2 separate regions of the Homo sapiens genome follow, and region 1 is linked to region 2. Evidence: chromatin contacts called from ENCODE POLR2A ChIA-PET data. All regions are on one chromosome and are shown on one strand. The core of a region is the stretch at or near the end of the contact, and the rest is flanking DNA. Distances in the headings are between cores, read along the strand shown.

What was found. ChIA-PET counts read pairs that join two places held with the same protein, here RNA polymerase II (POLR2A).
Region 1: POLR2A ChIA-PET joins it to region 2 with 15 read pairs in PC-3. The contact joins the promoter of PAICS here to the enhancer-like site in region 2. POLR2A ChIA-PET finds 5 or more read pairs at or near these places in 2 of 52 experiments (MCF 10A and PC-3).

The regions. Positions count from the first base shown.
Region 1 is chr4:56,434,868-56,437,648 of GRCh38, forward strand. It overlaps PAICS (phosphoribosylaminoimidazole carboxylase and phosphoribosylaminoimidazolesuccinocarboxamide synthase), which reads left to right and starts at 1,393. Exons shown (of 9, transcript NM_001079524.2): 1 at 1,393-1,461. The coding sequence starts at 1,446. PPAT (phosphoribosyl pyrophosphate amidotransferase) reads right to left here and starts at 748. Exons shown (of 11, transcript NM_002703.5): 1 at 483-748. The coding sequence starts at 610. RefSeq lists enhancers at 453-632, 1,480-2,363 and silencers at 723-922, 1,063-1,352.
Region 2 is chr4:55,174,581-55,177,517 of GRCh38, forward strand. No RefSeq gene overlaps it. Among named protein-coding and RNA genes, the nearest start is that of KDR, 50 kb to the left of the region's middle. RefSeq lists an enhancer at 915-2,114. Within about 2 kb of position 1,296, at least 4 of the 41 ENCODE cell types and tissues checked have a DNase peak (open chromatin) inside an H3K27ac peak, as active enhancers do; they include PC-3, where a contact is called at or near this core.

The DNA of each region.
Region 1 (2,781 bases), core at 143-2,642, 1.3 Mb after region 2:
GCTCTGCCCTTGCAAACAAAAGCTTGTGGTGGTTGGAGGCCCCGCGCGAAAACCTTTAGGTGTTGAAGGACCTGGACTGGCCGCCACGCCACACTAGCCTATTACAGGAGCAGCCACAGGCTCCGGGAGACTAGAACCCGCCTGCAGTCGGGGAGGAGCCCTGACCCAGCTAGACCAAGCAAACCGGCGGTTTACAAGCTGGCCAGCCTCTGGATGGGTGCACACACCGGGGGGCGGGGAGGGAGAGAGCCCCTAAAAGGCATAAGTGGCTGGGAGGGTGGGCAGGACAGGCTAAAGTTCATGGAAGCGAGGTGCCCCTCGTGCACGCCTAGGCAACCCGGTCGACGCCACAGGCAGGTACTGGCTTAGGTCGGAGAGGTCGGTCCTCCCGGGCCCTCGGGCGCTCATGAGAACGCCGACTGCGGGAAGCGGCTCCGAGAGATGGAGACGCACGCCCCCGCCACCCCCACCCTGTTGCTCACCGGTGCTGCAGCCCCACGAGTCCCAGAGTGATCACATGCGGTACATCCAGCTGCGTGGGCCACTCTCCTGAGGCGATGCACCCGAACACGCCACATTCCTCTCGGATCCCCAACTCCTCCAGCTCCATGTCGCCGCCGAAAGCACGTGGAAGGACCTGCCGCTGCGGCCAAGGTGTAAGCACCAACCAGCTGCCAGCTCGGCCCGTCGAGCTCAGAAGCTCGCGCTCGCGACAGGCTCTTCCTTCCCGAGGGTGGCCCCAGCTACTGCGGCGGCGCGCGCTGTCCCTAGGTGGCGTGGCCAGCTCAGCCCTGCTCCTCCCCCTCCGAGTCCACCAACGAGCGAGGGCGGAGGGGCGGTCCCGCGGCTGAGGGGCGGGGTCACGGATGCTGTAGGGTGGAGCTAGCCTTCCCCTAAGAGCTGCCTGGAAAGCTGTATTTGCTGCACGTGGAAATCTCCGTTATTTTCCAGCACCCAACAGTAGCGTAATGGGAGTAACGGACTTAACCTCATTTCTCTTTCAGAGCATTTAGCCTTCATATGCCCTTCCCTGCATGCTTCCCCCAGGCCGTCAAGACTTGGTACGCTCCAACTTCTGAGTCGCTCCCGCAGCCGAGAAGGGGCCGGGGTATGCGAGCTTCCGCAGAGTGGGGAGGGGCCGCCAGTGCGCGCCACTTTTCGCCTGTCCGGGCACTGCGCCAGCGCGGGGCGGCCCGGAGGCGGGGTCGCGTCTCTGCGCCTGCGCGGCGGGAAGCCAGTGGGGCGTTGTTTCGTCCGATATCCGCGTTTCAGTCTCCGCCCATACCCCTCCGGGTTAGGCGGCTGTAGCGGAGCTCGAAAAGAGTGGCGCAGGGTCGCGCGGCCCCGCCTCCTTCCCCGCCCAGCGAAGCTCTCTGACCACCCCTCTTTTCTAGAGTTCTGCCTCGCTTCCCGGCGCGGTCGCAGCCCTCAGCCCACTTAGGATAATGGCGACAGCTGAGGGTGAGTAACAGGGATCCGGGCCCTTCACGGTCTCCCTGACCCCCAGGCCGTGAGCTCGCGGCCACGTGCGAGCCGCGAAACTCTGTCCCGCCTCCCTGCAGCAGCGCCTCTAGGCAGCCGCGCGGGCGCACACGTGGCCCAGGCGCTCCCGGGCCTCCCCGAACTTTACTGCCTCGGGGATGGGGAGAAGGAGCAAAGTAGAGGAGAACGAGAAATGGCCAAGGGGTGGAAAGGTGCCTGGAAGTATTATTTATAATCAATAGCTATTGCAAAATACAAGCAAATCAGTCTTGATTCGTCAAAACCTGAGTCTTGCTTTGCCCGTTAGGTTAATGACCTTTCTAAGAAGGTTAATAATTGAAACTTTTGAAAGACCTGTCTAGAGGCCGGGCCTGGTGGCTCACGCCTGTAATCCCAGCACTTTGGGAGGCCAAGGCGGGCGGATCACCTGAGGTCAGTAGTACGAGACCAGCCTGGCCAACATGGCGAAACCCCGTCTCTTACTAAAAATACAAAAAATTAGCTGGACGTGGTGGCGCGCGCCTGTAATCCCCAGCTACTCAGGAGGCTGAGGTAGGAGAATCGCTTGAACCCGGAGGCGGAGGTTGCAGTGAGCCGAGATCGCGCCATTGCACTCCAGCCTGGGCGACAAAGCGAGACTCCGTCTCAAAAAAGAAAAAGAAAAACCTGTCTAGGGGGCGTGTGTGTAAGTAGTCTTTGATGCCATGGTGTGTGTGTGTGTGTGCACGCGCGCGTGAAGTAGTCTTTGATGCCACGATAGCTTGGGGTGTGTGTACGTGCGTGTGCGTGTTTAAGTAGTCTTTGATGTCATGGGTGTGTATGTGTGTGCGCGCGCGTGTTGAAGTAGTCTGATTCCATGATGGCTGGGGAGGGGGGCTGTTTTTAGGTAGTCTTTGATGCCATGATGGTGTGTGTGTGTGTGTGTGTGTGTGTGTGTGTGTGTGTGTGTTCGTTCCAGTAGTCTTTGATGCCACGATGGCTTTGAAGAACTCCAAAACCTTTAGGCAAAAAAGTTGCACTATCAGGAAAGATTGTTCTTGCTATTTATGCTGGAAAAAAACAAATGCTGGTTTTTTCCACACACCCAGTTGCTATATGTATAGTGAGGCAAATTGCTTTTGTGGCTGCTGGGTACATTCTTTTCCACATAGAAAGTAACTGAATTCAGATTTTAAAAAGCTGTAGACTCAGGCCGGGCGCTGTGGCTCACGCCTGTAATCCCCAGCACTTTGGGAGTCCCAGGCGGGCGGATCACGAGGTCAGGAGATCGAGATCATCCTGACCAACATGGTGAAACCC
Region 2 (2,937 bases), core at 46-2,545:
GGTGTGTAAATTGTCACATCCTCTAAGGAGAGAAACTGGATTACATTTCTCAAGGTTAACCATGTAAATAATTTTTTTTTTAAATGGAATCTCGCTCTGTGGCCAGGCTGGAGTGCAGTGGTGCAATATCGGCTCACTGCAACCTCCAATTCCCTGGTCCAAGCGATTCTCCTACCTCAGCCTCCTGAGTAGCTGGGATTACAGGCACGAGCCACCACGGCCAGCTGATTTTTGCATTTTTAGTAGAGCCGGGGTTTCACCATGTTGGCCAGGATGGTCTCCAGCTCCTGACCTCATGATCCACCCACCTTGGCCTCCCAAAGTGCTGGGATTATAGGCATAAGCCCCCACACCCAGCCATAAATATTCTTTGACCCAGTTTTTCCAACTCCTTAAGTGTGAAAAAGACAAGTTTATTTATTATAGTATCGTGTAAAAATTTGGACGGAAAAGTTGGAAACAATCTGAAGGTCCAGCAACAAGAGCTGCTTCTATAAATGAAGTTTTTTACAACAAAATACCATAAATCACTACTTTTAAAAATCTCTTTATGTAGTGATGTAACACAATTGCCAAGACACATTGCTAAGTGGAAAAAAGGGTGCAGAACAGCGTTTCTATTATGCTATGGCACATGCCTGCGTTGCTCACGCACACACACACTCCCCTGTGTATGTGTATTCTTATTTATGTATAGACCAGGACTGTGTGATAGAAATATAATGCAAGCAACAAATGTAAGCCACATGTGTAATTTTAAATGCCCTAGTAGCACAAAGAAATTAAACAGATAAAATGCATTTAATGATATCCAAACTATTATCAACATGTCAACATGCAATCAATATAAGAATTATTTATGAGATGTTTTACATTCTTTCTTTCATAAGACTTTAATACGGTATGCGTTTTACACTTGTAGCACATCTCAATTCAGATTAGCCACATTTCAAGTGTTGTATGGCTACACACAAGTCAGCACACATGGCCACAGCTACCTTATTGGACGTTAAAGGCATAGTCGTCTCCACAAGAAAATGGTAACAGCAGTCACCTCTGGAGAGAAGAACCTCTCTGGATACCTGGGTAAGAGGAAGAACTGCTCTTCATTCTATGCCTTTTTGAGCTTTTCAAATTTCATGCCTTGTGCATTGCCTTTTCTGAATAAAATGAGTAAAACAGTTTTACAGCAATTCTTTACAGTAACTTCTTATTCACTCTGCCATACAAATAGGGACGGATGATTCATACAATGTGAGGACAATTATCAGCAACCAATGACTCTTTCTTACTCCCTGGAGTCTTGTCATTGCTTAGTAATTTAAGGAATCCGTCTCAGGGACAAGCAACAGTTTGCCACTGAGAGAATGGAGTCAGGTTGGGGACACATTCCCAAACTGGAAATTCATCAAATTAGAAACAGGGTTTTGTAACTAATTTATAGCTGAGAAAATGAAATACGAAAGGATCCTAGCTGGTGGGGATCCTCTCACACATCCCTACCATGAGCTCAGAGAAGCCTCCATGTCAGGACACAGCCGGAAACTGCAGGGGGCACGTGAAGGCAAAGACAGGAAGAAGAGGACAGGAAGGAGAGGTGAGGAAAGAGGAGGTTTCCATAAACAGGAAACCACCAGGTGGCCTTTTCACCTCTTAAATCTTGAGGGAGACAAGCGGAGAACCCCACTCCCAACCAAGAGAGAGGACCTACCGTTTCCCAATCAGCGGAATGTGGAAATGCTCAACAGGACTGAAGTGAGGTTAAACTCTCTTCCTCTAATTCTTCCCCGAGTGGCAAGGTGGGTTATCAGGAGGGAGAAAGAGCAGGGTGGATGGGTGGGTTGATGGGAAGGGACATGGGATGCATCCGTGGGATTTCACAGATGCTGGCAGGACATAGGATGGAGTGGGGCAGTAGTCAAGGCAAGAGCTGTGGCTGTGTAGAAATATCAGCGATCAGGACACTCATCAAGGCATTGTTCATGACCTGATCACACTGAAGACTGCCTCGATGCTTTCATTTGGAGGGTATTTGTGATGTAATTCAGGGTTAAAAGCAAATTTTAAAACAATAGGACACTGTAATTTCACTCGTAGAAATAAACACACACACACATATAACACCTACAGTCACATGACTGGACAGATATTTATTAAAACAAAAAGGGAAGTGATGGGACTAGAGATGTTTGCTGATTTTCCTTTTAGCTTACCTGTATTTTCCAGAGTTTTCACCAGTGAGCTCATATTCATTAGCAATAATGTGGAGGGGGTCACAGATTTCTCTCACAACCGTTGGACATACAGAAAAGAGGGAGTTTCCTTATTTGAACTGTAACTAACCCATTCTTCTTTACAATCCCCAGTTGTCAGAGGAGAAACATTAAGTTTTCATCCTGTCTACTTTAAAATATAGCTCAATCCAGTACACAAAATAGTCCATCTAGAATATGCACTGTCTGGTTTCACAGCCGCTAATGCCTCTTTAATTTTAAATGTGAACACTTAAAATTTAATTCCCCACACACTTATCCTATTTGACTTCCCTTTTATTTCTTAAAATAATTATCAAAAAAATGAGGTTTATTTTCACTGCTCTTTACTCAGAAATAGTTTAGCTCTCTTCCTAGATGTCCTTAGAAGTCGAATAATTAGAAGTTGATTTTTAACTTATATGTGTTCTATGATTTTTAAAATGTAAAAATAGATATACAAGGGAATTGTGACTCAGAGAATATACAAATAACTGTGTTAGCATGTAAGGATTAGGAGGGGTACTGTTTTTCTATTTTAAATTCTCTTTTAATGTTATTATATTATTTTTACAATTAAAAATGTTTAAAATAAAAAATAATAATAATTCCTATCACTGGGTACAGGTCTAGCGTTTCATAGCTACACACTACTCATGGCTACATATTATATATTCAGAATGTT